Linked DNA regions of Mus musculus: all the other regions are linked to region 3. A link is a loop called in an ENCODE intact Hi-C map of the cell type or tissue named here. Cell type or tissue: left cerebral cortex. All regions are shown on one strand. Each heading gives the region's core, and the rest is flanking DNA. Links, peaks and the distances in the headings are about the cores only. Region 1 has its middle 5.0 kb from the start of Gm16578. Region 2 has its middle 20 kb from the start of Gm16578. Region 3 has its middle 24 kb from the start of Gm52069. Region 4 overlaps 4833439L19Rik (RIKEN cDNA 4833439L19 gene). Region 5 has its middle 22 kb from the start of Thoc3.

What was found. A loop is a pair of places that touch in the nucleus more often than their neighbours do. Peaks named below come from ENCODE experiments on the same cell type or tissue, not always from the same donor. Only the 100,000 strongest peaks of a DNase experiment are listed, where the experiment ranks them.
Region 1: it touches region 3 in a loop (5-fold over the local background); 29 of 42 quality-filtered maps call a loop at or near these places.
Region 2: it touches region 3 in a loop (7-fold over the local background); 33 of 42 quality-filtered maps call a loop at or near these places.
Region 4: a loop joins it to region 3, with 2.3 times the contacts of the local background. A loop is called at or near these places in 2 of 42 quality-filtered maps.
Region 5: a loop joins it to region 3, with 9 times the contacts of the local background. A loop is called at or near these places in 31 of 42 quality-filtered maps.

What each region holds. Positions count from the first base shown.
Region 1 is chr13:54,224,802-54,231,160 of GRCm38, reverse strand. It overlaps a transcript of Hrh2 not described here. Among named protein-coding and RNA genes, the nearest start is that of Gm16578, 5.0 kb to the right of the region's middle. In left cerebral cortex, for the core only: a CTCF peak has its summit at 3,055 (motif pointing right); a DNase peak (open chromatin) is centred at 3,062.
Region 2 is chr13:54,239,849-54,246,207 of GRCm38, reverse strand. No RefSeq gene overlaps it. Among named protein-coding and RNA genes, the nearest start is that of Gm16578, 20 kb to the right of the region's middle. In left cerebral cortex, for the core only: a CTCF peak has its summit at 3,617 (motif pointing right); DNase peaks (open chromatin) are centred at 797, 3,635 and 5,647; H3K27ac peaks cover 606 bases.
Region 3 is chr13:54,111,090-54,117,448 of GRCm38, reverse strand. No RefSeq gene overlaps it. Among named protein-coding and RNA genes, the nearest start is that of Gm52069, 24 kb to the right of the region's middle. In left cerebral cortex, for the core only: a CTCF peak has its summit at 3,460; DNase peaks (open chromatin) are centred at 1,509, 2,573 and 3,455; H3K27ac peaks cover 790 bases.
Region 4 is chr13:54,555,961-54,562,319 of GRCm38, reverse strand. 4833439L19Rik (RIKEN cDNA 4833439L19 gene) reads left to right here. Exons shown (of 9, transcript NM_133797.4): 4 at 449-627; 5 at 2,996-3,122; 6 at 5,669-5,793. Among named protein-coding and RNA genes, the nearest start is that of 4833439L19Rik, 6.2 kb to the left of the region's middle. In left cerebral cortex, for the core only: a CTCF peak has its summit at 3,722 (motif pointing right); DNase peaks (open chromatin) are centred at 2,477, 4,453, 4,701, 5,321 and 1 more place; H3K27ac peaks cover 527 bases.
Region 5 is chr13:54,443,907-54,450,265 of GRCm38, reverse strand. No RefSeq gene overlaps it. Among named protein-coding and RNA genes, the nearest start is that of Thoc3, 22 kb to the left of the region's middle. In left cerebral cortex, for the core only: CTCF peaks have their summits at 2,195 and 3,088 (motif pointing right); DNase peaks (open chromatin) are centred at 2,234 and 3,095.

The sequences.
Region 1 (6,359 bases), core at 527-5,526, 110 kb before region 3:
TGTGTGTCAACTTGATAGGAGTTGAAGTTATCACAGAGAAAGGAGCCTCCCTTGAGGAAATGCCTCCATGAGATCCAGCTATAAGGCATTTTCTCAATTAGTGATCAGGGCTGAGAGGGCCCATTGTGGGTGGTGCCATCCCTGGGCTGGTAGTCCTGGGTTCTATAAGAAAGCAAGCTGAGCAAGCCAAGGGAAGCAATCTAGTAAGCAGCACCCCTCCATGTCCTCTGCATCAGCTCCTGCCTCCAGGTTCCTGCCCTGTGTGAGTTCCTGTCCTGACTTCCTTTGGTGATGAACAGCAATGTGGAAATGTAAGCTGAATAAACCCTTTCCTCCCCAACTTGCTTCTTGGTCATGATGTTTTGTGTAGGAATACAAACCCTGACTAAGACACGTGGCATCCAATACTTTTTCCCCCCTTTTTCTTCCTGACCCCTCCCATTCCTATTTTTAACGTGCAAATGGTTTTCCTACCTGTGTGTGGTGCTGACTGAACACCTCCACCTGATCATTGTTTCCCTTTGGGTGGACATGGAGTTGATTCCAATGGTATTTTTATTCTTAATTATACCAAAAATCTACAAAAACGTCCTCCATTCTTTGCGATGGACCTGCCAGTTTTTCCAGAATTTTCCTCAGAACTGTGGTTGGGTTTGTTGCTCTTCTTTTGACCAAGCCTTTGTCTTTTGCTTCACTAATGTCTGCTCCATGGTTGACCTTTTCTTTACTGTGTATGGGTGCGCGGTGTTGATCTTTTTTAACTTTCCAAGTTGAACTTTTAGTACTTAAATTTCAAACCCATTGTTTATGTTCTAAGCACGTACTCCTGCATTTCCCTTGGTGGACACTTTGAGGAATGGAGTATGTTTCGAAGTCTTGTTTACATTGTCCTGCACTCAACTCTATTTCCTAACAGCTTAAAGACTTTTTTCCTTCACTCCACCAACTAAGGAATGCGTTAGCAAGTTAGCATAGGTTTCTTTTGCTACTTAACTTTGTCTTCATTAGAGGACTGCTTTATGAACAGAGTTCTAGTAGATGCTCAACTCTTTTTCTTCGGTTTGTTCTTTTGAGACAGGATCTTGCTATGTAGCCCTGGCTGGCCTTGAACTCACAGAGATCCACCTGCCTCTGCCTCTGGGAGTAAGTGTCTGCCACTATACCCAGCTTTAGACAGCTCTTTTGTGTGCCGAATGTGTTCTGCTTTTGTCGGGAGGGAACATTACACTTTCAATTGTAAATCGAAATAAAGAATTATATTCTTATATTGATAGTCATATACCTGGTTTTTAAATACTGATAATATATTATACATTTTATATTATAATGAGTTGTAAGTTTTTCTTTGTGTTTCTGTTAGCTTTACATGTTTTTCAAGCTAGGGTCATTTGGCACATATGAATTAAAATGATCTTTCTGATAGATTAGCTCTCATCAAAATACATTGGCCTTACTTATCCTTAACAATAACTTCCACTCAATGTTTATTTTGTATGATATTAATAGAGCTAGATAGATTTCTTTTTGTTATTATTAGTGTATGGTACCTAATATATGTTCTTCCTTATAATATCAATATTTCTGTTTTATATATGTTAAGTCTGTTTATTTTAAAATAATCAAATCTGACAGCCCCTCCTATCTTCTTTTAAAACTTTTCTTACTATTAAAACCTTACTTACTGTTATTATTATTATTACTATTATTGCTATTATTGCCTGTTTGGTGTATAGGGCATGCAAATGCTGTAGCTTGCTTGCCATGGTCAGAGGACAGGTTCAACCAGCCAGTTCTTTCATCACCTCTGCATGGCCTCTGGGGACTGTGCAGCACGCTCAGTTGAGCCATGTCACAGGCACTTCTGTTGAGACAGTGTCTCACCCTGTAGCCCAGGCAGACCTTGAATCAATGCTCCAATATCTCAAGTCCCCAGTGCTGGGACTGAAGGTGTAGGCTGCCAAGCCTGGCTCTTCATATCCTTTTAATTTGGACATTTTATTCCATTGGCCAATGAGATTACTGATAGAGTTTCACTTTTTCCTTTCATCTTGATTTCTACTTCACCGTTAACATACCCTATCTAACTGTCCCCATTTTTTCTTGCTGTCTTCCAAACTGCACCTTTCTTCACTTCCTTACCACAGCATCATATGGATTTGTGTACATGCGAAGTCCAGTGGCTTAGGCTATCAAACTCACCAAACCATGATAGGAGTCCCTCAGTGTGCAGACTCCAGCCTAGGTTCATAGAGACACTAGAAGACTTTCCAGTCCTCAATGCCTCTCATAGCCCCATAACCCATTCTGCCTTGACCCCCACCACTTGCTGCAAAAACTGTTAACAGGGCTCTAAGAGAGAACAGGGCCACCTTTTCATTGTCCTCTCCTGGGAACACTTCAATTGTCCCCTGAGATCCCCACTCTGTCCCATGTGGAAGAGGGGAGGCTGACCTCCCCCAGCCCCTGCCTGTGTTCTTCGCTGGGCTCACGACAATTAGTTTCAGGATAGAAAAACCAATACCTAATTCTATCAATGAACTTTAAAAAAAAATTGATGGTTTTATTTTTCCTTCATCACTAATTTTTCTTTTCTTTTCTATCTTTTCTTTCTTTCCTTCCTTTTTCCTTCCTTCCTTTTTCCTTCCTTCCTTCCTTCCTTCCTTCCTTCCTTTCTTCCTTCCTTTCTTCTTTCTTTTCTTTTTTCTTTTTATATATTGGGGGATATCGAGAGAGCAGTATTGGGGAGCGAACCTTTCTATTGGGTCTGAAAAGACAGTAAGGCGGGAGCTTGGGCCAGCTGCAGGTCACATGGGGAGAAGGAAGCCTGTTGACAGTGAGAAGCCGAGCTGAGAGCTGACCGAGACCAGTCCCTGGTGACCTCAGCACTGGTTCTAGTCACACTCCAGCTACCCTTGACCTCACAGCTCTGAGGCAGTGGCCACCTCCACTGTCCTTCTTTACTGAGTTTCTGTTGCTGGTGCTTACCAGTGGCCAGAATAAGACTATTCCTAAATGCGGATTTGAATGAACTGAAGGTGTTAGAATCCATTCAGCCACCAGGGGTCAGAACCCAGCATCGATGCTCCCTCATGGGATGCCTCCCTCAGCTCTTCTCCAGACTCCGGGCTTCCTTCTGTGATATTAGTAACAGCAGCATCCCGGGACACGAGCTCCCAGGCCTTCTTGCGTTGAGCTCTACTGCCTGCAGGACAGATGGTCAGATCGAACCACCGACTGCTCTGCTTGTGTCTGCAACTCTGCATATGTTGTTCCTAGCACCTGGCATACCCTTCATTTCTTCTCCACCTTCAGGGTGTCGGGGCTGGAACCCAGGGTCCCACACCTGCTATCTCTACCACAGAGCTATGTCCCCAGCCCTTTATTTCTCCTTTGATGACCCTTTCTACTCCCGTTTCAAGGCTGTTCAGTTGTCACCTCCTTGAGCAGCTGTCTCTGAGCTCTCCCATAATTACTGCCTCCTCTCATGTTTCTGCACTTATTTCCCTGAGCTGGCCACTGGATTGCTTCTCTGTCTCCAAGACTAAACTAAGGGTGTCATAATGGCAGGTGGCAAATTTTTCTTTCTTTTTGCATTTGACAAACCACATATGTTTATTTGGGTGTGTCACATATGCCATCCTGCCCATGTGGAAAGTCAAGAGACAACTTGTAGCAGTTGGTTTGCTACTTCCATGATGTGGGACCCAGGGATCAAAGTGAGCTCCTCAGGCCTGGCAGCAAGCACCTTCACCCTCCGAGCCATCTCCCTGTCTTGGATCTCTCGCCTTCTATCCATTGTCTACCTCAGAGTGGATGTTTGTCTGTGTGAATTGATGAATGAATGCTGGCAATCTCAAGAGACAACGACCTAGACAGGCAGGTGTGGGAGTGCCTATTCTGGCTGACTATGGCAGTCCTCACCTGCTTGCTGGCTTCCCTGCCTCTCACAAGTAGCCTGCCAGAGCCTTGAAAGCAGGAGCCCTAGCAGACGGTGTGTGTGTGTGTGTGTGTATGTGTGTGTGTGCATGTGAGTGTGTGTATGTGTATGTGTTGATGGTAGTGCCATTTCAGCAGATATCTGAACAATAACTAAATAACGATGTCCTTGGGTGTGTTTGAACAGTGTCTGAGTTTGATCCCTGTGACCCACATGATGGAAGGAGAGAGCCAACTCCCATAGGTTGTCCTCTGACTTCCTGTGTATACCATGATGCACAGTGAGCCTTGTGCACATGCATACACACACAAGCCCACAGAAAATTATTTACAAGAAGTAGCACCATCTGAGGCTTTAACTGGTTGCCACACCCTATTCTCCTCCACTATGGCAGTGACCCTACAAGGCAAATGTTTTCACCACACAACTGAGACTCCAGGGAGGAGGTGGAGATACCCCAAGGACTCTCATCAGAGGGCAGTTTGAGCTGGAGCCATCTGACTCCGAAGCATACTACCTGCTTCCTATGATGAGCTGTTGTTCTCTGAGAGGCAGACTACATGCATGTGATAGAATGAAGACTGCCTCTGAGATAACAAGATAGGTGACCATCCTCCAGTGACTTATGGTGATGGTGTGCACAGATCAACAGCTGAGGTAGACAGAGAACAACGTGTGGACCTTTGAGTGAGCAGAAAGCAAGAGTGCATGAAATTAAGAGTGTGCACTTGTGTGTGGCTGGGTATGCATACACACACATGTGCATATCCAGTGCCTGAGCGTGTGTGTCTACCCTGCCCGTGAGCAAGAACCAGCACTGTCATGAGAGCTGTATGGAACAGAAGCCATTTCTTGTTCTGAGGTATGAGAAAGGGGACATTTGTGTTTTCCCTGGGACAATGGATAGGGGGGTAATTCAACAGCCCCTCCAAATGTTTGGGGGTGTGGGGCAGAGGGAACACCATGAGCTGGGGCTGTGTTCTGAGGACAGGGGAGGAGAAGATGCAGAGGAGACAGAAATGCATCCTTTCTGTGGTAGCAAGATGGTTCTGACTGAGGTATGGTCTCCAGGTACTGGGGAGCTGCTGAAGGCTCTGGAGCGCAGGGGTTTTGGGAACTGTCTAACACTCCTGGCAAGTTCCCTGTGGCTTCCTCAGGATTCTGTGTGGAGGCTGTGAGTGTCTCAGAAGATAGGGGAAAGGAACTTTTCCTTCCATTGTTGCCCCTCATGCAAAAGTGCACATGCTAAAGGCTTGGTGGCCAGTCAGGTGTACTAGTGGGGTGCATGTGTCAGGGTGGTGTGGGATGTGCACCTTTAAGAGGAGGGGCTTAGTGGAGAGAAGTTGGGCCATTAACAGCAAAGCATGCTCTGGAGGGGGATTTTGCCCAGCTGCCTCCTCCCTTTCTGCCTCCCAGCCACTAAGAGGAGGAGGCTGGCCAGCATTCTCTGACATACTTGCTACCTCAGTCCTGAAGCAAAGCAATGGCCACACACTGAGACTTCTCCTCTGTTTTGAAGCTGTTATCTCAGCTATTTCACCTCACTGACAGAATGCTGACCCACCCCCACCCCTGTCAGGAAATAGTTCCCCAGCACTGGGAAGGTACAGGGAAGGGGGCTTAGGTGGCTCTCTCAGATGTCCCCTCTCAAGGCAAAGTGTGTGATCCCACATTCATCTTGAGCTTCTGCTGGGTGTGTGGCCTGGGACTCTCTCAGCAGCCGGTTGGCTGGGCACCAGGTCGGGTATCTAGAGATTCAGGTCTAGCCATGTATATGTTGCTGGAAAGTTCGGGGGTATAGGCTACACACACCTGCTAGATCTAAACTCTGGTCACTGAGCGATGGGGACCATGGAAAAGCTGTCATCTGTGAGCGATTACGCACACCAGGCCTGGCCCTGGGCACCTTGTGTGCTCAGTCTCACTTGTCACACTAACGCTGGAGATGGATTTCTGTACTATGGAGGGGTTGCAAAGGTCAGACAAGTTGGGGAACTTGCCTGAGGAAACACAGCCAACAGGTTGGTGCTGGGTATGTGTAATGTCTATTCCTGGTTGTCAATTTGACTATATCTGCAATGGACTACAATCTGGAATTGGAGGGCTGAGGGCTCACCTGTGATCCAGATCTTAAGGCTGGAAGACACAAGTTTCTGACCTGGATCTTGCCATGGAGATCTTGAGGCACAGTGGCCACGAAAAGCTTAGGCCCAGGCAAGGTAGTATACACCTTTAGTTCCAGGAGACTGAAGCGAGGAGATCTCTGAGTTCAAGGTCAGCCTGGGACAAAACAAGTCCCAGGTCCAGGTATGGTGGCACACACCTTTAATCTGGGCCACACCTTCTGCTGGAGACCTACATAAGGACATTGGAAGAAGGAAGATTTGCTCTTCTTTGCCTGCTTATACTTACTTGCTAGCAC
Region 2 (6,359 bases), core at 696-5,695, 130 kb before region 3:
TCCTTGCTTTGGATCATTTGAACATGACAAAGGTTTCTATGATATTTGTCACCAGGGTTTATGTGTCAGAAGGTTTAATCTCCAAGATCATGGGTCAACGGTATTTGGAGGCTGGGAACTTGGGGGGCAAACATGGTTGAGTGAAACAGGAGGGTGGGCAGGAGGGTGGGTAGGAGGGTGGGCAGGAGAATGGGCAAGAGGGTAGGCAGGAGGGTGGGCAGGAAGGTGGGCAGGAGGGTGGAGAAGAAGGTGGGCAGGAGGGTGGACAGGAAGGTAGGCAGGAGAGTGGACAGGAAGGTGGGCAGGAGGGTGGGCAGAAGGGTGGACAGGAAGTTGGGCAGGAGAGTGGATAGGAGGGTGGGCAAGAGGATGGGCAGGAAGATGGGTAGGAGGGCGGACAGGAGGGTAGGCCTCTCTGTCCTTATTACAGCTTTCTGAGGAGAGATGGGCTGAGCTGAGAGACTTGCTCGCTCTTGTTGTGTGATACCCTCTATTAAGGTCCTTCCTGCTCTCTAGTGTCCTGCTCTCCCACTCCCCACTCTCTCTGGTACCTTGAGCAAATACCCTCACAGTCTCCATGAATCACCTAGGTGTGTGTTGACTGAGACAAAGGCTATAGAGAAGAAAAGACCTCTCTGCCATTTTATTTTATTCCCAGGAACATGGAAAACCCTTCTGTGTCTCTAGTTAATAGAACCATAAAGATTTCTGCTTTCTGAGCAAGCAGTCCTGCAGATTCTTGCCACAGGCTCCTTTAATTCAGTACAGACATAGTCTGTTTGGAGGGGGCGGTAGCTGCTGCAGCCCGAGCTCCTGACACACTGGCTGCAGGCTGGTTTCATGGACACCGTCCTGGGTTTGGTGACTTTGTTAAATGGGGCTTACATAACGCAGGAAAACATGTTTACTGGCTTCTTACTTGCTGCTGAGCAGCAGGTGGAGAGATGTACAGGACAAGGCATGGGGACATGGACTTGGAGCGTTGGGTGTGCCTCTCCATGGGGGTCTGCATGAACTCAGGGGTCTGGGGATTCAACAAACGTGTCTTTTTGGGTTTTATGGATAGTTTGTTACTCCTGCATGATTGAGTACTTCCTGAACCATCAATGAAAACTTAACCTCCTGTCTCTTCCCCTTCCCCAGATGTTGGGGGAAGGGACTGAGAGTCATACCTTGGTCTTTTTAGTGACTAGTACCTATGCTGAAGCCAGGCCACGGTTTCTGGATACCAGTCCTTTATTAGCATGCAAAAGATATCCTTGTTACTCCCCCAAGTCCAAGGGTTTCATTCAGGTGCTGCAAGCAGCTGATATTTTAACCAGCTGGTAATGTGCAACTGAGTTCAAAACGGAGAAGGTCATTTTGGATGGGCTAGGAAACATTATCCTGCGTTGATAAGGTGAAGCAAGCTCTCCCGAGCCAGCAAGTCCCTGAAGAAAGAGTCCTTGCCAAATGTCCAGCCCCGGGATTTGTTAGACCTGGAAATGTCCTGTGTTTGTTGACTGTGAAAAGGTTATTGACTTTAAATGATGTGATTTTGGAAGCGAATGTTTATTAGCAAAGCTTTACGGGGAAGGCACTGGATGCGTCGCTTGCTTATTTTATTCTTTCTTTGTTCTTGGTAATAATGGCCACTCCTGTTTTCCAGATGGTGAAATCAGGTGCATATGGATGGGTAACAGACCTCCAAGGCTCTCGTAGAACCTAGCTCGGAGTCAGAACACATATCTTGGGGGGTTCAAGGTATAGAGAGAATTGTGATTCTCTTTGGCCACAGCTCCAACCCTGGGGCTTGCATATTTTATCCTGGGCTAACATGGAGTTTGTGCTGATGTGCTGATGTGCTGATGTGCTGAGCCTAATGGAAGCTGGGCCAGTGGGGAGGGCATCCTCAACTCCTACCCTGTGGTTCTGAAAGTGCTTTGGGGTAGATGAGAAGCTGGTTACCCTTCCTTCCTTCCTTCCTTCCTTCCTTCCTTCCTTCCTTCCTTCCTTCCTTCCTTCCTTCCTCCCTCCCTCCCTCCCTCCTTCCCTCCCTCCCTTCCTTCCTTTCTTTCTTTTTCTTTTTTTAAGATTTATTTATTTTATGTATGTGAGTACACTGTAGCTGTTTTTAGACACACCAGAAGAGGGCACTGGATCCCATTACAGATGGCTGTAAACCACCATGTGGTTGCTGGGAATTGAACTCAAGACCTCTGGAAGAGCAATCAGTGTTCTTAACCGCCGAGCCATTTCTCCAGCCCTGGTTACACTTTCTTATACTATATCAGCTGTCCATAGCTGACCAAAGAAGCAGTTCTAAATGATTGAAATATAAATTAGAATGTTAAAAAAATATTAGGATTTTTTCTTTTTTTTGGTTGTTCGAGACAGGGTTTCTCTGTATAGCTCAGTCTGTCCTGGAACTCACTTTGTAGACCAGACTGGCCTCGAACTCAGAAATCTGCCTGCCTCTGCCTCCCGAGTGCTGGGATTAAAGGAGGATTTTTTTTTTTTTAAAGAAGTGATGGCTTTGTGGATGTGGAGACACAAAATGTTCACAAGACCTCTTCTTTGCACCTTGGAATGACTACAGGTGCTGACTGGTGAAGGACTTCCTCAGGGCACAGGCAAAACCCAACTCAGCTGAGGACCTTTAACTTATGTTTCCTTCTGTTTCATCTTCAGAATCTCTTTCCACTAGGACAGTAGAAGGGGACTATGGGCTCGTTGTCTATCAGATGCTCACAGGTGCAGGGAGGGGGTTACAGAAGCATGTCACAGACTGTGGTGACTGTCATTCGGGGAGGAGGGAGGCAGGGATTTCATTTGTTTCCATCCTTGAGATTTTAGAATATTAAGATGGGGTTGGTGCTGGACCAGGGTTTGACGACACCTTGGAAACAGAGCCAGAGAATGTGGCCTTGCCTTCATATCCATTTTACATCCCATAAAAATGATGCTGAAAACATGTCTTCCCCACTCTCCTGAGAGATTCCTTAAGGTTAGGTTTCAAACCTGGGACAAATGGCTGAGGTGCCTACTTAGCATATCAAAGTAGACCTGGCCTCCAGGTTCTCCCTGTATCACACAGACCCCATCTGTTACAGGGCCCTCCTGGATGACATACCCTGTCCTCTACCCTGAACTCTGCAGCCCTAGGCTGGGATGCTCTTCCCTATATAATCCAACCATTTTTTTTTTACCTACTTTGTACCATTGGGCTTCCTGGCTGTTGTGCCAGGTTTCCCTCACTCGCCTTTCTTCCTTCTCCTCCCCCTCTCCTTACATGGCACCAATCAGTCTGGTCTTGTCTACTCTGGACCCTCCCAGATGTTCCTGCCTCTGGCTATGCTCTCCCACATATCTATAATAAACCTTCTCTTCCACACATTGCCTTCTGATGTACACATGAGCTCCATGCAATCCACCCTGGCACGTTTTATGTAACTGAGCTGAGCCACGTTTGACAAGTTACACTTTGTAAATATTAAGATCTTGTACTTTGGAGAGTTTTAAAGAAGCATCTTTTGATTTTTTTAAAGATACTGTTTTATACTTTGGAAGTTCTGATTTTTTTCCTCTTAGGCCCAACTATTTTTGCAGACTTATGGTGTCTAACGACGAAATGGCCCAGCCAGTAGGGGGCACCCTATGCACCAGCTGTTCTTAGAACCCAAGATTGCTAGTCAAGATCTAACCTGTGACTCGTACAAATGAAAAGCTTACAACGTGACACTTTGAACTTGTTCTGCTGGGGACAGCAGGGATCAGGCTAGTATATACCAGGGTTGGCAGACACAGACTCTCATGAAATACAATGGCAGACACAGACTTTCATGAAGCATAATTTGGAGCTCCTGTTTGCTAAGTTGGATACAAACTTACCAGTGTGGCCCTGGATAGTACACCGTTGCCTGGTATATTATCTTTCTCCCTGAACTGTGCATCTTTACTGCACCAGAGGGAAACATTTGTAATGGATCAGTGTTTTACAAGTTAACACCTCACCCCACAGTCTTGTGAACAAAGACAGCCCTTGAGAATCAGGTAACCTAAGCATACCTGCCAGCCATGGTCACATGAGATGCTCAAAGACCATGTTGCCCTCTTTGAGTAAATCTTAGCAACAGAGAGACAGGACAAAGGGGATTTCCTGGGACAGTCCCTCCCCAGGTCAAACCTGAATCCAAATGTATGTGTAGTCTGGGCAGGTGAGTGGCTTGGCACTTGGCACATGTATATGATTCATTCTTTTATAGTATTCATTTAAATAAAAGGGTTGGGCAAAACTTGATATTTCTCTTAATAAAAACTACATAGTTGGCTCTTTGAACTAGCAGATCCTAGGTCTGTGGACTCCAAAATATGTTTAAAATTGTGTCATGTTGAACAGGTAGACAATTGTTTTTCCTCTTCAACATTGACTAAACAGTATGGTGTGATCATTGTTATCTCAATATTTACACCTAGAGATAGAGTTTGATCAATAAATAGAAGTTGTGCAGAGAGTTGAATAAAATACCACTTCATCTCTGAAAGGGACCTGAACATTCATCATCTCACACAGCAGCCCGGCTCCACTCTTCAGTGGTTTCTGCAGTACCTCTGGCTGCAGTGACGGTATTGTTAATGTAGCTGTGGACGGCAGGGCAGGGGCAGAGACTGATAACAGGGATATTGATCAGAAATGGTTGATGTGATTCTTCTTATTTGTCTTATGCCAGTGAACTTGGGTGGTCCCCATAGGTGTCCAAGTCTGCCGGGGATGTGTCTGATGTGTTCTTGTCAAGGAGTGATGCAGGGGAATGGGAAGTGGTGAGCTATTGTGAGAACGGGAACAGAGACAGGTTGGAAATAGGCGTGATGTTCAAGCTGAGATTTGGGAGATGAGTAAGGGAAAAGGTAGATTGGAAAGAGACTTGTGTAGAGGATGCGGCTGAAGAGGAGGTGTGTGCTACAGCTGCCGGGTCCTTGGAGGAGGTTGGACCATCCCATTAAAAGCGCCTTCTTGGTTAGTTATGCCTCCAGACTCGGGATCTGACTCGGTATTTATTGTCTTGTGTTGTGAGTTTAAGGATGTTTGTTACACAGCATTGCTGGGGCACCACTAGCTGCTACAGCCTGCTATGGCTGTGTGTCTCTGATAGGGCCTTTAAAAAGATCTAGGAGGAAGGCAGGACTTAGGGGTCATGAAAAGACCAGGGCAAGTTCAAGAAGACCTGTGAAAATGTCTGTTCCCTACATTTTCTCTACTGTCCTGGTAATTGACTTGTTCTAACTTCTAGGGCCTAAGAGAAGCCAGGGGGCCTCCTCTTAGACACAGGTGCACTGGGGAGCTGGGGAAACAGGGTCTCCCTGTTGGTACTGGCACAACTGAGAATGAACTCTTCTTCTTTGAAGGCACCTTGACAACACGTGACCTCCATACCCAGAATCCACTTGTGTGTACAGATGTTCTTTGACTTGTGATGGAATTATTTCCCAGTAACTCACCAGAGTTTGGAAACACCAGAGGCCTGCTGCTCTGACTCTATCTAACCCAGTGAGTCCCTCCCCTAACAAGCTAGTGTACTGTGGAGTGCTGGCTGCTCACCCTGGGGATCCCATGACTGAGTAGGAGGTGCAGCCCACTGCTGCCACCCGGCATCACCAGATGGGATCCCGTCACATCTGTCTAACCTGGGGAAAGATGCTATTTCCATCCATGCCATGTGTGTCACCCTCACATGACCACAAAGAAAGAACCCTAAGTAGAGCTGTTGTAAGTCAGGGGCTGTCTGTGTCTTGGGGTAAATGTGCACTGAAGCCCTGACAAGGAAACGTTGTCAAGTCACCAGCATCTCCTTGTTTAAGCATAAGAAAGGGGTAGCAGTGACTTAATGTCTGTGGCTACGGAGGCAGACACATAGACCAGGGGACAAGCACCCATGGTTAAAATAAAGAGGGAGACCTTTGTGTTGCTGTTATGGCTGAAAGTTGAAGATGTAGTGTTGAATTTCTGTCCTCTCAGAGACTGCAGTTTTAATGATAAAGAAGAAAAAAATCAAATTTAATTAAGTGCTGCACAGCAATCTGAGGCTATCGATTCATCAAAAAAAAATTATAGAGAAAATGAGGATTGGAGCTGGGGGTGGGGAGGTTGCCAAATGAACTCAAGTTTTCTTTATAATCGTATAATGTTTTAGTTTATATGTCATTTTTAATTTTTTTCTTTTTTTTTTTCTTTTTCTTTTTTTCTTTTTTTTTGAGACAGGGTTTCTCTGTGTAGCCTTGGCTGTCCAGAAGTCACTCTGTAGACCAGCCTGGCCTCGAACTCAGAAATCTGCCTGCCTCTGCCTCCCAAGTGCTGGGATTAAAGGCATGCGTCACCACGC
Region 3 (6,359 bases), core at 883-5,882:
GCTGTAACCAACTGCTTTCTCGTTTAATGTAAGATCCCCTCTATAGAAAGACACTCACTATTAGTGCTACAAGATAAAACCTTGTGGCTGGGAAGGCCTTGGCCCCGTTGCTTTGTTAAGTAGGTGTGATGTACTGTGGAGGTGAGATGGTGGTGAGACATAGAATTTCTGGATGATGGTGATCCATGAGTCAGGAATCCAGGATCATGAGGCACAGAAGAGACTGGGATACTGAGAAGTAAGAGATACTATAGGAGCCTCTGATGGGGGCTCCTGGAGCAGGCCATTAGCACATGCCAATGACATTTCTAAACATGACAAGGCTCCCGGGAGCTCCCAGACTTCTTCCTCCAGTGCTCTGGGTTTAGCTGCAAGAGTGGTTTCCTTTGGACACAAACAAGTGCAGTATCATCAGGAGCATGGTAAGTACTTGGAATGATAAGGTCTAGCCTTATGGATGGTGAGAGGCTACATGGGGTGCGGGGGGGCACTGAGGTGCCCTAGCCAACACCCTAGTCTGATTACTAGGCATGCACATGACTGAAGACCTATCTGGCTTCCCAGCAACCACATGCAGCTCCTCACCTGAGTCTGGGTGAGAGCAGGAGAGGCAAAGCCCGGCCAGCTGCAGGATCTGGAGTAGAATCTTCTTGAAAGAAGTGAGTGTAATGGTTTGTTATGCAGCAACAGGCAGGGAACGTCAATGTACCAGAATAAGCCCCTCACAGGGAGAAAAGAAACCTTACACTGAAGTCCACCAAAGACCAAAGAACTCATTTCTAAAGTCATTCACAGGCATAATAGAGCCCACTGTGGGGCTCCAGACAGCACCTGATACTTCAAGCAGCCGACCCTGTATCTGAAACCCTCTCTGAAGTGCATTTTCAAAGCTCGATGATGAGCCGTGGCTTTAGGGACATCTGCTGCCTGCCTTGGGCAGCTTCAGGATATCTTTTTTTTTTTTGGTTTTTTGAGACAGGGTTTCTCTGTATAGCCCTGGCTGTCCTGGAAACTCACTCTGTAGACCAGGCTGGCCTTGAACTCAGAAATTCACCTGCCTCTGCCTCCCAAGTGATGGGATTAAAGGCATGCGCCACCACGCCCAGCTTTCAGGATATCTTGATGTTTAACATGGGAACAGAGACTGGCCCTGTCCATCTGGACACTGGCAGAAGGTAGGCTGAGGGCTGGGCCTGGGAGGAGGTGACTGTGGCAGGCACCAGTGTGGTGGGCAGGGTACTCTGCTCAGAGCTCTCTCTGTGTCATGGTGGCTGGTGGGTCTTTTACTTGTTGTGATTCCCCCACCTGCGAGGTGGCCATTTCTAAAGTCATTCACAGGGCTCATGAGGGATGAAATGAAGTGTTCTCTAGGGAGGAATAAGCTGAATTTCTGCACAATGGGGCTCATTGATGGGCGAGAACTACATGAGAGAGAACACATGTTAGTAAGCTCTGCACTGTGCTGGACAGAGTGCAACTGTGTGGGCCTTAATCTGCTTCCTAGCATTGCCAGAACCACGGAACGATTTCTGGTACGTTCCTGTTACTAGAAGTTCTCAGCCAGAGATGCATCTTAAAATAGGCTCCCAGTGCTTAAAAATTCCAGTCCCCAGCCTAAGCTCTCACTGAGAGAGGTTTGGAAGGGACCGGAGGACAAGACCCCTTTAATGGACACGACCCCTTTAATTCCCTCTCAAATGAACTTGGAATGAAACTTGGGATTAAAAATGCGTGCTGTCTACATACTCAAACAGCGAGTGCTCTAATGCTCAGTCAACTTTCAGTGATGTCCCATTGCTGTCAGTCTCTGTCCTTGTCCCTCCAGATCACACCTCCCCAACCTCTGGCTCTGTTCTCAGATGGATGGAATTGGACCTGCCTCCTCCAGATTTTGCTGGGAGACTCTAAGCACGTGGAGATTCCTTTGTTTCTCACGCTAAGTTCACAGCACACTGCCTTTTCCTCTGTAGCAACCCTACTTCACGTAGGGGCTTCATTTCCCTCTCCCTCCTCCTCTTCCTCCTCATCACCTCCTTCTCCTCCTCTTCTCCATCCTCCTCTCTGTCCTCCTCCTCCTCCACCTCTCCTTCCTCCTCCCCTTCTCCTCTTCATCCTTCTCCCCTTCTCTTCTCCATCTTTCTCCTCCTCCACTCTATCCTCCTCCCTCCACCTCTCTGTCCTCCTCTCTGCCCTCCTCCTCCTCCTTCTCCTTTCCCTCCTCCTCCATTACGACCACTACCAGCTCCCACCACCAGCACCACCACCACCTTCTTTGATGTCTCCTGGCCTGTTCCACTTTCTCTGTCCTCACCCCCACAGTCCCCTTAAAGCTTCTCACCCTTCCTCACCCCACATGGCTCCTCTCTGAAAGTGGATTCCCAGCCCTTCCTTCCTCATCTGAAATTGTTATTCAGAGTCCGTACCACGGGGTTGGGCCCGTTCTTATTTCAATAGAACCGGTATTTTCCTCTCTATTTTTAGTTTTAAAAGGCTGTTCTCTCATATTACCATCTTTGTCAGAGCCACTGCTTCTGTAGTCAGCATTTTCATTATCAGAGTAGCGCACAGTCTACTAGAAAAAGGGATGAGAACAGAGCCTGGCTGGTGACTGCTGTCAGCCCTGTTGGATCTACGCTCCTGGCCCTGAAGGCAGCAGGATGGCTTTCCGGGACCACCCAAACGAAGCTCCTGGAAGCAGCGTGGGAGCTTTTCCATTTAGATGTTATTATAGAGGAAAAGGCCAAGGGATTGGGGGACACAAACAGGCCACTGGCCCAGGGTTCCCTGGGAATATTAATGTTCAGACTGCTCAGTGGAACAGATTGGCCCATATTAAAGATGAGGAGATAGGCTCTGAGAAGAGGCTCACCGAAGCAGTGGCAGCGCCAGGCTGTGAAGGAAGCCCAGGGTTGAGGCTGAAGCCGTGCCGTCTCAGGTGCTCAGAGCTCCCAGGACCGGGATTCGTGGGCTTTTTCCTAAGCTGCTGCATGCTGCTCTGATCTCTAGGTCTTGGCATAGTTTCCCTTCCTGGTGATCTCCGCGCCCATTGGGGATGGCTCAAAAGGCTTGCTGGGGGCACTCCCACTCTGTCCCCTTTCACAAAAAGTTCAATGCTCATTCTCTGAGCTCCTGGAATACCATCAGCTCTGGTGGCACAGAGGTCAAGGGCAGAGCCCTGCCCACCTTAGTCTGGGGTGTGACCATGCCTTTCTCTTACTTTCGCTGAAGACCCCCTTTTACAATGTACCCCAAAGAAATGCACATGGGGAGGATTCCATCCTGCCCACGGACTCCAACAACAGCAATAGCTACTGCTGGGGGAATTGTGTCTTTCTTCCAAGCCTTTAGGACCACCTGCTTAAGCTTGGGACTAGCCTGCAGCCTCTTGCCACCAGCAGGCAGCTCCTGGAAGCATCTAGCATCAGCCTTGAGATCTTGCAGGCAATGCTGCTCTCTGGTGTCACTTCACAGTACTGCCGTTCCTCTCTGGTCCGGAGCTGGGATTGCAAACCCTGGCGCAGGCCTGACAAGGAGATGTGAGATAGGAGTCTCTCATTGGCCTGAGGCTAGGCCAGGCTGCCTGCCAGTGAGCCCCAAGAGATCTGCTGGTCTGTGTCTCTCCAGTTCTGGGTTACAAGTGATCACCGGTTGTTGCACCCAGCTTTTTTATGCAGACACTGGGGATTGAACTTAGGTCTTCATTACTTTAGGACACTTTATCTCTTCAACCTCAGATTTACAGAGGTCTCTGCTTCCTGAGTGCTAAGAACAAAAGTAAGTACTATTGTGCTCTACTGTAGAATTATTTTTCAATAGCAATGAACATGTCCTGAGTTCGAGAAACAGAAAAGAGGGGAAAAAGTAAACCTCAGGCCAGCGTCGGTCTTAGTGCCCAGTGGCAGCCTTTCTTCTCTGCTTAGTGCACACTGTGACAGTCAACTGAAATGTACCAATATGTCTATTTTGCAAGACTTTAAAAAATACTAAAGGACTTGCGTTCTAATGTCTTTGATTACTCCTATAACAGTGCATGCCTATTATCTTTTGCTAGGAAATATCTCGCCATCCTCTGGGAACGTCCTCCAACCTCTCTGCCACCCCAGTCCCTTACCTGCTTCCCCAACATACTCAGTTCACACGGCTCGCATGGGAGAAGCCAGAGAGCATATTTCCATGGGATTGATTTGTAGAACTAAAGTGGTTAACAAGGAGGCATGAAAGTTTTATAAAATGTCATCAGATACTGTCAGACTTGTACTCTGCAATTGGGCATTCTCACTTTCTAGTTGGGCCGCAGACAAAACGCCGTGAAACTCCAGGTCAGAGTATTGAGCGTGCACCATGCCATGTTATGCTATGCTATGTTAACCCTCATTACCACGCAGGGAAGGAAGCCAGGCTACATGCTATGTGAATCCTCGTTACCACCCAGGGAAGGAAGTGCTGTCTTCACATTACAGCTGTAGGAACTGTGGTTTAAAGAGCTTTACCTGCCTTACTTTAAGAAACAGAGTTGAATCCAAGTCAGGAGAGTCCAGCCACAGCCAGCGTTTCTCAAGTCTGTGTCTTTCAGCACCACTCAGGGTGTATGTGAAAGCTGGCTAGGTCTCTCTCTAGTTTCTGATTCAAGAAGTATAGAGTGGACATGAGAACAGCAGTTCTCAGTCTCCAGTGATGTAACACTGTTCCAGGAACAACCATTGATCCTATTCTGGGACACGGCAATGCTAAGCTTCGACTTTGACTGGATGTGATTTCAGACTCTGTGTTATTATCAAGTATGTGCATCTGTCTAAACAGACCCTTTCATAGTCTTTTGAGTGTTTCAGGTAAGGTCTGTGGTTCTCTCTCTCTCTCCCTGTCCCTCTCCCACTCCCTCTCCCTCTCCCCAGCATGTTATCCATACTTGCTACTGTGTAGTGTATACATGTATATGATGGGCACATGTTTGCTTGTGCATGCATATGGAGGCCAGCAGTAGACTTCAAGTATGTTTGGTTGCTCTTCACCTTTTTTCTTTGAGAGATCGTCTCTCACAGAGACTAAACTTGACTGACAAGACAAGGATGGTCAGCCTGTGAGTTTCAAGGACCAGCTGTCTGTCTCCTTTTTGCACTGGGGTTGTAGGCATGGCCTACCTCCCCTGGCTTTTCACTTGGGATCTGGGATCAGAACTCAGGACCTCGTGCTTGTACGGCAGAAGCTTTACAGGCTGAGCCATCTCCCATGCTTGGGATCTGTTCTTGCATCATGACTTTTGTTGTCATTGTTTCTTTCTTTATGACAATTCTTACTTTTAATGGAGACAATGCTCAGAGAAACCTTTGGGGGAGTTACTGTAGAGCCGGTAGACAGTTACATTGTAACTATGGGGAGTTACCATGGAGATCTTAGAGCACTGCATCATTGTAACTTACATTGTAACTACAGATGGAGAGGCCGAGGCTGGGCAGATCACCTCCAAGTTGGGCAGATATGGGTGGAGACACAGGCTTGGGGAGCGAGTGTCACCAGACATGTCAAGCCACCCCTCAGAGTCTCACATCTTCTGAGAAAGGACATATGTGCTCCAGAGTTAAGCAGGCCATGCAGATCATCTTCAGCTCTACCCTCTTCCAGAAGAGGCTGGGTGTGGACCAAGCTGTTGGTCCTTACTCTCCCTGCCCCAGATCCCCAGAGACCATACACTCATTCTCAGCTCTGTTCCCAGAAAAAGTTGGTATTTCATTTTCTTTTTGCACCTGAATTACAACTTCCCCATGATACGGAAGATTCCTTTCTTTATCTGGACAGGACATGAGGATGTTTATGCCAAGAGCTCAGCTTGAACCCAGTGGCGACAAAGATGCTTGGTTTTTACCAATTATTCTGCGTGATAGATACATGCCAATGGGTAAAATAGCAAGTTCTCGTCTTTGTAAGCTTGTTAATTTTGTCTGAAGCATGTCACCAATGGCTTCCTTGCCTTATGGAAGCTTGTGAATACTAAACACAGAATCACAGAGGATCAAATGCTACCTCAGGTTCCCCTAAGGCAGCCAGCTGACCCCTGGAACACCAGAAATGTGGCTGTTGCTAGGACTTTCAAACTGATTCTAGCTCAGTAGATTGAGGTCAGACTCAAGAATGCACAACTCTGAGGGAATGGCGAACCAATAACAGGCCCAACTTGAGACCCATCCCATGGGCAAGCACCAATCCTTGACACTAATTTTTTTTCTTTTGGTTTTTCGAGACAGGGTTTCTCTGTATAGCTCTGGCTGTCCTGGAACTCACTTTGTAGACCAGGCTGGCCTCGAACTCAGAAATCCACCTGCCTCTGCCTACCAAGTGCTGGAATTAAAGGGGTGCGCTACTAT
Region 4 (6,359 bases), core at 741-5,740, 450 kb before region 3:
AGTTAGCATGTGAGTTTTGAGATAGGTTTGATTTTTGACTGAAAATTGTGCTTTGAAGTTGTGACTCTGCATAGGCTAAGTACAGTAACTTGAGGTTCAGGTTCTTTATTCTGTAAAAGTTGATGAAGCCCTGGAGTGGTTGTCTGTGCTTGTAGTCCTAGCACTTGGGTAGAGCTGAGGCAGGAAGACTGGCAGAACTTGAGGCCAGCTGTGCAAGCTATATAGTGAGTACTAGCCAGCCAGGACTACGTAGCAAGACCTTGTCTAACAGGATTGTGTTGCTGAGCCAGTGTAGTAGACAAAGAAGGCAATGAGCACTGATAGCAGGGCTGTTATTACTCCCTTAAATGGATTAGCTGTCCCCTAAGTGTCACAGCTTTCTTATCTACAGATGAACTTAAAGTCTGTTCAGTTGACATCCCATATTGACAGGTATCTCTGTTCTTAGCTCTTGCTCCCAGCGGGCCTCTAGGCAAGATGTCCCTGCCCATCGGGATGTGCCGTCGGGCATTCAGCTATGATGATGCCCTAGAGGACCCTGCGCCCATGACTCCTCCTCCATCGGACATGGGCAGCATCCCCTGGAAGCCAGTGATTCCAGAGCGCAAGTATCAGCATCTTGACAAGGTACCTCACCCTGCTCACGGCTTCTGGCAAACTCACCCCATTTTTCTTCCTGTTCCAGAAGCTTCCGTGGTTCTCAGTCCCTACAAAACCAGGCAGCAGTTGTTCCCTTTGTACATCTTCTGTCCCTTTTTCCAATCCAAAACTTGAATAGTAGTGTTATCTACAAGAGATTCTTCTAGACTCTGCTTCCCCAACTAAGAAGCCAAACTCCAGAACCTGCATACCTGAGTTCTGATGAGTCCTGCTTGTCTCTTTATAGCTTCTCTGTTATCCAGCTATAGTATTATTAGAATATTTGCATAGACACAATGAGGTAGTGGGGGAAAGGACCAAGTCTAAATATGAAATTAATTTATGTTGTATGCATACCTTTTCCCTTATGTAGTCAGATTTTTATGCACTAAATGAAATTTTACACCGGGAAATTTTACTGTCTCTTGTGTCATGGCAGTGTGCAAAAGTTTCAGATTTTGGGGCACTTGAGAGTTTAGGTTTTTGAGTAGTGATTCTCGGCCTATATTGTATTGCAGCATTAAAATGAAGGTCTGGCATAGAGTTCAAAAACCCTTTAAGTGGTTCGTTTTGTGATTGGCATCAGCGCAGGTCTCTCTCTAGTGCCTGCTGTGTTGTTGCTCGGGCATGGGTCACCCTGATGCCCGTCACCCAAAGAAGGTCAGCCTGGTGCCCGAGTCAGCGGGGAGCTGAGGTAAAGCCATTTCCCTGCAGCCTCTGTGGGCCTGAGAGGAAGCGTGCAGTGAGGGTCTGTGTAAGCAAACTGGGGTAGATCCCTCAGAGTCGTACCAGGGCACAGTGCCTCTGTCTGAGTGGATGTTGAGGGAGTAAAGTAGGAGACTTAGAGGCTGGGTTGGCGTGGGCGGTAGCTGAGCTGGGTGCTGTCTGAGCTTTCCTTTCTGTTTTCCTGTTACATTCTCAGAACAGGGACTTCTTCCTGTGGTCTGTCTGCACTGCTGTGTGGAGAAGAACTCCTTGTGTTAGTTGTCTGCTGTAATCCAACTCCGACAGCTGTTGAAGAGAAAATGTTGTGTTTAAGACAGAGGGTAGACTACAGGGACTGGCAGCCAGCATAAGGAAGGTCTTGAGTCTGAGGCCAGCCTGAGTTTTATTCAAAGGCCCCTGCCTAAAGAAACAAGACCCCTAAACAGTTATGATAAAAACCTATATAAAAACAAACATGAAAAAACCTGCCAGCTGTTTCCAAGGCTAGTACAGGAGAATTGCCTGCTTAGGCTACAGAGCGAATTCAAGGCAAGTCCAGGCTATGTAGTGAGATCTTGTCTCAAAATAGATGAGAAAAAGGACAGCGGGTATGCTCAGTGGTGGGTGCGTGCTGGGCATTTGCAAGGTCCTGGGTTCAGCCCTCAGCCTGGGCCTGGGCTGGGAACAGGGCCTCCTGTAATAAAGATGAATCTTCCCACATCAGTGAACAGAGCAAGGTAACCCCCACAGACACTCACAAAGGCTAACCTAATCTAGATAACTCTTACTGGGTGCCCAGAGACCTTTCTCCTAAGTGCTTTTACATTCTGTCAAGTTAACACTAACCATCACACTTGGGAGTTTGTTTAAAAATTCTATTACTATTATTTTCTGTGTGCTGGATATCCAAGGCTTCACATAAGCTGGGCTAGAAACAGATTTTTTTTTTCTTTTTTGACCTAGGGTCTTACTATGTAGCCCAGGTTGACCTCAAATTCATGGTAGTCTTCAGTCTCCAGAGTGCTGGCACTGCAGATGGGCATTACCACACTCTGTATTCACTCTTAGTGTCTGTGTGTCTCACCTCCCCACAGCCCAGACCGACCAAGCAGCCTGAAGTGTGTTTGGCTAGCACTCAGGGGCGAAGTCTGAGGAAGTTCTGCTCAGCTAAATAAGGCTTGCTTGTAGGAGGTGTCTGTTCCATGTTGTTTCTGCCCTGTTTGTCCTTTCTTCTCTCCATCCCTCAATAATGTTTCCTCATTTTGGAGACAAGGTTTTGGTAGGTATTCCAATCTTGTCTTGAACTCACTATGTAGCCCAAGCTAGACTTGAACTCACACCAATTCTCCTGCCTCAGTGTCTCTAGCACTGGGATTACGCGTGTGCCATCAAACAGTGTTTAATCTGTAGTATTATGGGCAGACAGAAGTTGAAAGTTAGGCCTCAGGACTCCAAAAACTGCCTTTCCTCATGTGGTTCCAGGTTCTTCCCTTAAGTCCAGTCTGCTTGTCACTTTGGCGAGTAGAACTGTCCCCTTCAAGCAGTTCTTCTCTTAACAGGTTGCACACTCTCGTAACGTTCTCCACAGACGTAAGTTTAGCTGTGTGGCTCCCCTGCCCTGCTCACGTGCTTCCTTCCCTCTCTTGAACAGACAGAGGAGGGCGCGGCCAGTGTCTCTTCCCTTGCTGTGACTCCATCACCAGCCACTGACAGTTCAGACAAGGCCCCTGTGGTGAAGGCTAAAGCTACCCATGTCATCATGAGTTCCCTGATCACAAGTAAGCGCCCTTCAGTGTTGGCAGAGTGAAGGGAGTGAGGGAGAAGTTGGGCCTCAGCTGCAGGTGATTCTCAGGCATGTCGCTTTCATGGCATCAGATACAGCAAGAAGGAAGATAAATTGTTGACTATGAAGGATCTCATTGACTTAGGTGTTAAGTATCTCATTGGCTTAGGTGTATTCCTAAGTATCTGATTGGCCTAGGTGTATTCCTAAGCCAATTGTTGTTTGATACAGTCTCATTTTCCTGTTGTGACCAATGTGGTCTTGGCCAAGTTACTCAATGGTAGCACTGTTCCCACTTTTCTGAAGTAGGGATCTGGCTGGCAGGTTGTTGGTGAGGTTGAATAGTTCATTAGCAGGAGCTTGGACCTGCTGCTCTGGGTGTGTTGTAGAGAACAGGGCCTTCCACTATTACATGCATATTTGTTTGGTTTGGTTTTGAGAGAGGGTTTTGCTGTGTGCCCCTTTTGACTTAACTCAAAATAGTCCCTGTCTTAGTGGTTTTTTTTTTGTTGTTGTTGTTGTTTTTTTTTTTAATTCTTCTTCTTTTTTAATGTAGGAGTGCTCTGTCTTCGAATATACACTTGCAGGCCAGAAGAGGGCATCAGATTCCATTACAGATGGTTGTGAGCCACCATGTGGTTGCTGAGAATTGAACTCAGGATCTCTGGAAGAGCAGCCAGTGCTTTTAACCTCTGAGCCATCTCTCCAGTAGTGCCTTAGTGTTCTTTTTTGTTTGTTTGTTTTTTTCTGAGACAGAGTTTCTCACGCCTGGCTTGCCTTAGTGTTCTTAAGTGCTGGGATTATAGTCTTGTACCACTGACCCAGCTACTTTAAATTTCTTTACATAGCATTTATAGATAATGTATATATATTTTTACAAATGAGTTTTTGATAGTGCTGACCAAGGCCTGTTGGTCCACCAGGAAGTCCAGGTGTGGAGCTTCAGCTTCTTTAGAGTGTGCCATTGATAGTCCTAGTGAGGCTTGATATGGCAGCCAGTTTTTCCTTTTTAAGTTTATCATTTTAAAAAAATTTGTATTTATGTATATAGTCTGTGTGCTTGAGAGTGTTTGGGAGTGGGGAGGCAGAGGTGTATGTGTGTGTGTTTGCACGCGCATGTAAGCCTGAAAGGGCAGAAGAGATATAGTTGTGAGCCATCCAGTGTTGGCAACAGGATCTGAGTCGGAGTCCTCTGAAAGAGGAGCAAGTGCTTCTAACCACTGAGCCATGTCTGCAGCTCTTCATTTTAGACTTCTTTCACAAGTTACCTAAGCTGTTTCCTTCTCAAGGGCCATTCTGGCAAGTGTGGGAAGTTAATTATTCAGCCCATGGCTCTGCAGTAACACCCACACCAGCACTGAGGTGCACAGAGCTTCTCCTTGGCTGGCTCTTCTGTCAGAGTTCTTTACTTTTCTCCAGGAGGGCATCAGTTTGTCTTGTCAGTTGTGGAAAGTTTACTTGAACAGTCAAAGTCCAGACCCACTTTGGTTTTCTGTAACTGACCCATTTGCAGCAGCAGCTGTGACTTGATTTTGTAGCTTGACTGTCATACAGCGCGGCTGTTCTCCTGGCAGGAGTGTGGTGCACATCAAAAAGGAAGTGGGAAGTCTAAATCCGAAGTCCACCTGGTGTGGACATGGGACAGTCCATAGCTGCCATGCTCATGTGTAGTGTGCAAAGTTTGTAGCTTAAATTGGGCTGATGAAATGGCTCAGTGCAGAAGAGCACTGACTGCTCTTCCGAAGGTCCTGAGTTCAAATCCCAGCAACCACATGGTGGCTCACAACCACCCGTAATGAGGTCTGGCACCTTCTTCTGGTGGGTCTGAAGACAACTACAGTGTACTTATTTATAATAATAAATAAATCTTTGGGCCAGAGCGAGCAGAGGTCCTAGATTCAATTCCCAACAACCACACGAAGGCTCACGGCCATCTGTACAGCTACAGAGTGTACTCACATCCATAAAATAAATAAATCTTTTTAAAAAGAAAAAAAAATCTCTTGTTTATTCTGTAGTGTGATCGACTTGTGACATAATAAGTCAGGCTGAAAGGACATGGTTAACTGGGCCAGGGACAGTAACAGGTAGACCATATGTAAGAAACTTAAGAGTCTTTATTTAGGCCTGGGCTGGGCCAAGGCAGGTTGTTGTGCTGCGACTCTGGCTGGTACCTTGGTGCCAGCTGGCAGGAATGCTTCCCTTTGGCAGAGTTTCTGTGTAGGTGCTGATTCAGCAGCTGAGTGCTTTGGGAAGTCTTACTGTGTCCATATGTCAGGGGCTGTTGCTGAATGTCAAGTGTCAAGAGGCTGAGTGTGAGGAGCTAAGGCATCCAGCTCCCTTCAGGACAGTCGGCTTTTTGGGGTGCTGTGAGAGAAGGCTGGCTTCTGAGGGAACCTTTGCGTCTGGGGTACTCCTGAGTCTCCAGTGCTCAGTGTGGCCTCTTGCCTCTGGGGAGAACAAGACACCTGTTCTGTCCTAGCTGGTTTTGGCTGGTTTGCCACTGGTGAGGGTTGAGCATGACCTGTCCTCTCTTTTCAGAGCAGACCCAGGAGAGCATCCAGCGTTTTGAACAACAGGCAGGACTGAGAGATGCTGGCTACACACCCCATAAGGGCCTTACCACGGAGGAGACCAAGTACCTTCGAGTGGCAGAAGCACTCCATGTAAGCAAGCAGGGCCATCATGACTTGATCTGCAGTTGTGCTTTACTTTTTCCAGCTTAGCTGTCCTGGAGAGTGACAAGAAGAGAATGGCAGGCAGACCGGGACTGTCCTGCTAAGATGGCACTCCTGGCTGAAGGCCTGGACGCCTTAGCTGCAGATATCTTGCTTGCTGGTCTGGAGAGTGAGGCCACGCTTTACTTATATATGACATGTATGAGAACTCTGAACTGAACTCTTTTCTATGTATGCCAGGGTGGTTGGCCGTGACGGAGGGAGAGGAGACTCCCACGGTTCCCATGGTTTATAACTCAGCTGAATAACTCAGTCGCCATTATTTAGAGATAGGGTCTGGTCTTTGTATATAAACTCAGGCTGGTTTGGTGGCATATTCCTTTAATACAGTGTACATGTGAGCATGAGGGTTCCAGGCTAGCCAGGGCTACATAGTGAGAACCTGTTTCAAAAAACAACAAAATCAAAATCCAGGCCAGCTTTGAACTGTGATCCTCCTTTCAAATTCTGGGATTACAGGTGTGTACCGCCATCCCAGAGAATTCTTAACTTTT
Region 5 (6,359 bases), core at 503-5,502, 330 kb before region 3:
TAGGGAGAGGACACCTAAGGAACCCACAGCAGTTGACAGCATGCATGAGACTTGTGCAAGGTCAAGCTGCAGAAAATCCCAGCACGGGGCTGGGGTGGGGGGCAGTCATGAGATCCTACCCCTAGTAGAGGGCTTATGGGCAATTGTGAGGATAGTCAATTTTTTTCAACCAAGTGGTCCCTGAGAGGACACCCACACTCCAGTCAATGGCCACACGCCATACTCACACTGGCAGTGCTGAGTGGACTCTGGGTAAAATGTGAACAGAAACAAAACACTTGAGGTTGGGAGATATCCTAGTTAGGGTCTTACTGATGTCAACAGACACCATGACCAAGGCTACTCTTATAAGGACAACATTTAATCAGGGTTGGCTTACAGGTTCAGAGGTTCAGTCCATTATCATCAAGCCTGGAGCATGGCAGCATCCAGGCAGGCATGCTGCGGGAGGAGCTGAGAGTTCTACATCTTCATCTGAAGGCTGCTAGCAGAAGACTGGCTTCCCCGGCAGCTAGGGTGAGGGTCTTAAGCTAAGGCCCATGGTGACACACCCACTCCAACAAGGCCACACCTCCTAACAGTGCCACTTCCTGTGCGAAGCAAACAGAAACCATCACAGGAGAGAATAGTAAAGGAGACGATGGGCCAGGATCTGGAGTCGAAGCACATCCGATGCCCATGTGAAACGCTCAAAAAACAAAAAACAAGCAAACAAAAAACCCCACCTGGTAATAATATAAGGTTTCAGAGTGCACCATGACCAAAAATGAAGTCAAAATCAAGTTCACAGTCTGAGGGGCATCGAGTGTGGTTACTGCAGCCCCAGCTCTGAACACAGGACTGTGCACTTTGGGCCGGGTGCCGCCATGATACGCAGTGCGAGTGAATGGTCCGCAAATACCTCAGCTCAGACCGGGGGCTTCTGCCTGTTATGAATTGCAGTGCTTTGATGGTACATGGTAAGTTTAATGCTTTTCCACAGAATGGTTTAATTACGGAAAACAAAGACTTCAGTGTTTCTCAACAGGGCTCAGCAGGTGAGTACCAAAGCAATCTTTGGGTCTTGGGTTGTACCGAGTTAGGGTGTTTGATTTTTAAAAATTGCTGTTGAGTTGAGTTTCATTTAAATAAGTCATTAAATGAAGTTTGACTTGGAATTAGAACAGTCTCCAACAACTTCTGGAGCAGCCTAAATACGCTTCTGTCGTTTTGTACTGTGTATGTGAAATGGCATTCTCGTTATTGACCATTTTAAATCAAAAATATACTTATCAACTCTGAAAGACATGGAAATACCCCACACATTCAAATATGCTGTTAGTATTTTATTCTTTACACAGAAAACAGACACAATGCCATGGTATGAAAATTTGCTTTAGTTTTAATAAACGGTAACATGTATACCAAAAATTTTAAAAATAAATTTCCTTGCTGGGTGTCATGAGTCCACAACTTTAACCCCAGTGTTTGGGAGATAGAGGCAGGCAGATCTCTGTGAGTTCAAAGCCAGTCAGAGCTACATAGTAAAATGTAAATAAAAATCCCTAAATGACAAAATTTGTGTTTGATTTGTATCCCTATTTTATATACTTACACACCCGTGGTTCTGTAAGAATTTTCTGGCCAAAAGAGATCATAAAACATATAAGGAGCCCAGGCCTCATCCATCCGGCTCCTGGATCTCCGGTTCCTCTCCCAGCCTCAAGTCTTGATACGTGGGATCTGGAGAACCAGAATGAGATTTGTGCATTGGGACCCTTTGATGAAATCGTTGGCATCTCAGCATCCACAGGTGTGTGACCCTGACTCCGCTTCTAATCAGTTTGGTTGGCTCTTTTGGGGGTTGGAAGCTCTTGGACAGCAATGTCACGTGGCCTCAGGCTTTTGGCTGCAGGCAGGCAGATCTTTCCCAAGTGCTCACCTCCCCAAGCAGGGGCTTTTCCACAGGTGAGGAGGGAGTGTCTTCCGGTGAGCTCCGCTCTAAGGGGGCTCTCTCACAGCCCCGAAAGCACTCCTTCAGTTAGGCTTTGCGCTCAGAGAGAGTTTCCGAGAGAGAGCCCCGCTTATTGCTTATTTCTCGCTAAAGGGAGGAGGTGGTGGGGCTGGCTGTGAAGGGGCCAACAGTTGAGCTAAGGGGGTCAGCTTAAGTGCCTTGCCGGTCTTTAAGCAGTTGGAAGTTCTGTTTTAAGAAAGACCACCTGGGGCAGTGTGGAGCCTTGCAGATCAGAAGGGAGCAATGCTGGAGGCTGCTGCATAGCTTCTGCTCAGAAAAGCCGCAGAATCAGCTTAAACTCCTGCTGTTAGGTCTGGCCCTCGAGTTTTAGCTTTTCTGTTGGCTGCGCATTGCTGGAACAGAATACCGGAACTTCAAAGGAAATGTTTATTTCAGTGGAGGGAGGGAGAGAGGGAGGGAGGGAGAGTGAGGGGGGGGACAGAGAGGGAGAGGGAGAGGGAGAGGGAGAGGGAGAGGGAGAGGGAGAGGGAGAGGGAGAGGGAGAGGGAGAGGGAGAGGGAGAGGGAGAAACAGGAGATAGAAATACCCTCTTTAAGGGATGCCCCAGTGAATTGCTTCCTCGACTAGGCCCCACATCTTGAATTTCACTACCGTCTAATCTCTCCACTAGCTAGTAGTCAAGCCTCCAAGTTAACGCCCAACACTGTCAAGGAGACACTGCTGCTTTGTACAAGGACACAGCTCCGGCTTGTAAACGGATTAAACTACAGATCCTCCCCCCCCCCCCCCGCCCCAGTAGCCGTATGGCCTTGGCCTTTTAAACTTTTATGAGCCTCAGTTTCCTCTCCTGTAGACTAGATACTACCTGATTCCAAAGAGAGTTGTAAGAACTCTGGGTGACCCGAGACTGCTCGGCACAGTTCCTGCGAACAGCATCCTGCAGTAGGAGGCTGTTTGTGATCTTATTGGTGCCACTAGGGAGACTGTAGCAGAGTCCAGAGGGCAAGGGACCCACCCAGGCTAGCGGCTGTAGGAGGGAAGGTAACGGAGGTGGTTTACAGGTTCGAAGCTTGGTGATCCTCTCTCAGTGGTGCTGTTAAGATCCGTGGACCATTCCCTGTGTGGCCACTAGAGGGAAGCAGAGGCAAGGCTGCGGTTGGAAACCCGCTCCAGGATGCAGTGCGGCTGTCTGCTTTCAGCCTTAAATTCCCTGTTGAGCTGGACTGTGTCTCTGCCTTGAACAACCCCTCTTTTCTTCCGCTGAACACATGCTGATGGTTTTGAAAAATTACTCGAGGTTCCTTCGTGCTCCTGCTTGCTCTGGGTCTGGGGGTCAGCAGAAATGTGTGCTTTAATTTCTAAAGACACAGACTGTACAGGACGTGGGGCCCATGCCCTGCAGCTTGGCTAGTTGCTTGGGGTCTGCTCCATCTTGCACCCTCCCTGCTTGCCAGCTCTTTCCTGTGTTCTTTGATCTTGTGTGTAGAGTATTAAACTGAGCCTCAAATCCTTAATCCATTTTGAAGGCTGGCCGGGGGCAGCGTTTCTATGGGCCCACTAAACAGCGCTGGCTGGATCGTTTTAGAGACGGGAAGGAGGTTTTCCATCCAAGGTCATGGAGTGTGAATAGGGGGGGAAAGACAGTTGAATCACCTTCATAGCCTTTGGAGCTATACCTCATGCAAGCCCTGTATATTGATTTATTCCATAAACATCCATAAGAAGTGGGCTGGGGAGATAGCTTAGTGGGTAAAGTGCTTTTGCCATGCAAACACAAAATCTGGATCTCCAGAACACCCGTAAAGAAACCCAGGGTGGTTGTAGTTTAGTGCCCTGGAGGCAGAGACAGGTGGACCCCCCCCGCCCTCCCCCCCCCCCCCCCCCCGCTCCGGTTTACTGACCAGCCAGCCTAGCTAAATTTGCAAATTCTGGGAAAACAGTGTGGATAGCTCCCAAGAACCATACAGGGGTTTGACTTCTATACTGCATACCACGAACACACAACTGTATACACCTTCACACAGAGGGTGCACTCCGCCACAGAGATGTGAGTTCAACGTACCCTGAAACACCATGTCCTGGGAGCTTTATCTCTTCCAGCTGCCCATGGGGTATTTTAATCCCAAAGAAAGTGCTCAGGGAGGTATCTTAGTTAATTATCTCATTGCTGAAACCAAATGCCCAGGAGGGGAAAAAAAAGCACAATTTTAAGATTTCATACAGGTTTATTTTTGACTCATGGCTTGCGGGTATGGCCTATGGCTGTGCAGGAGTGGCGGCTGGAGAATGTGGCAGCTGGTCACAGTTCATCCCCAGCAGAGGGAGATGTCAGTGTGTGAGCCCAGCCCTTGGGATGGTGCCCCCACATCATAGGTACATCTCACCATCTCCGTTAGACCTGCCTGGAAAACCCCTCACACAAGCCAGAGAGTGGCTTTGTGGTGACTCTCAGTGCAGTTATATTGACAGTCAACACTGACTGTAGGCTACAGGGCTCAAAGATGGTCCTATCAGCTGTTCCAACTGGGTGTGCCTAACTCCATAGTCCAAGCCTTTCTCTTTTTAAAGTTTTAGGAATGGTTCAGTTCACTGCTATCAATGTTCTTTCCAGAGGGAGTATATAGACACTAGGAAGGAGAACGCCAGAGCTATAACAAATCACCCCAGGAACTCTGGGTCCCACAGCATGGGTGTCAGTTAAAAGCACAGATTCATTGTTGGACTGCCTGGGTTTGAATCCTGGGGTCACCCACTAGAGACACTCTTTACTCCATTCTCGTGTGTGTGTGTGTGTGTGTGTGTGTGTGTGTGTAAAGAGGTTTAACAGAGAAGGGAAGACTCACTTTTTAAAAAAGGGGCCAGGATCCCCAAATCCTCTTTGAGATCATACCACCAATGAGATAAGGAGATAAGGATCTTTTATAAGACTCAGATCTTTCTTTCTTTCTTTCTTTCTTTCTTTCTTTCTTTCTTTCTTTCTTTCTTTCTTTCTTTCTTTCTTTCTTTCTTTCTTTCTTCCTTCCTTCCTTCCTTCCTTCCTTCCTTCCTTCCTTCCTTCCTTCCTTGTATATGAGTATACTGTTGCTGTCTTCAGACACACCAGAAGAGGGCATCGGATCCCATTACAGATGGTTGTGAGCCACCATGTGGTTGCTGGGAATCGAACTTCTGGAAGAGCAGTCAGTGCTCCTAACCCCCCACCCCCACCCCGGGCCATCCCCGCAGCCTGGGAAGACCCACTTTTAATGTAGGCAGCACAATACAGTGGACTGGGGTCACACACTGACTCCAAAGGTGGTGGAGAATGCCCATGAATACCAGCCCTCATCCCCTCTGCTTCTGGTCTGTGATAAACTGTGACCTCACACTCCAGCCACGGTGCCCACACAGCTCTCTCTCTGAGGGCACGGCAGACTTTTTGATTCTGAACCTTAGGTCCTGCTGGAGGGTGCTTGGCACACAGATGACCTTCCACAACCTTCCTTTAGCCCCTGCCCTCAGGACTAGACTGTGGTTAGTTAGTCTGGCATTTCTAGGTCAAATATGAGAACCAGTTTCAAGGAGGTAACATTACTTTGGCTGGTGGCTTCGGTGCCTTCTGTCCTCAGTCATGCTGATTCCGTTTCTGGGCATGAGGTGCAGAAGGGAACCACCACAGCAGAAGAGAACGGGCTGAGTCATTCACCTCCAGGTGACCTGGAATGGCCCCACAGCCATGGAACTATACTGCGAATATCTGGTTTGCAGGGTATCTGATATACAGCCCCCAACGGGTTCATGACACAGGTGGAGAACCACTGGCTTAAGACAACGTGAAAACACGTTACAAAGAGCCTGTCTTTCTGGGAGGCATCGGTTCAATTGTTGTGGCATGAACCTTGACACCTCTGAATTATTAGCTGATTGGATGCCAGCCACAGCCACAGCCACAGCCACAGCCACAGCCACAGCCACAGCCACAGCCACAGCCACCAGGCATCACTGATGGAACCAGCTACACTTGGTTCAGACCCTAAGCTCGGCTCTTTTATTTCCGTTGTTTTTCCTCTCTGAAATGGAGATTATCATTCCTGCCTCACTGAGAGGTGAGGAACTCCACGAATGCCCACTAGCCCATGCTGGACTCATCCTGACTGTAACTAAAGGTGGATGGCCTTTTAGAACAGTTTCTATTCCTGATCATGTCAGCTTGCAGGCAGGTGTCTATCAGGACAGACACACTCACTGGGAACAAAACCTAGCCCTTCTGGATAAAGGATACACTTGCCTATGGACCTTGGGTGCGAGGGTGGGGGAGTTCTGTGTAGACCGATCCTTTTCTTTTTCCGTGGGATGGACAGCCTTGCAACCACACACCACTCCTTAGTACCCACAGGCTCCATTACCAGCTTGTCTTTCATTGCCA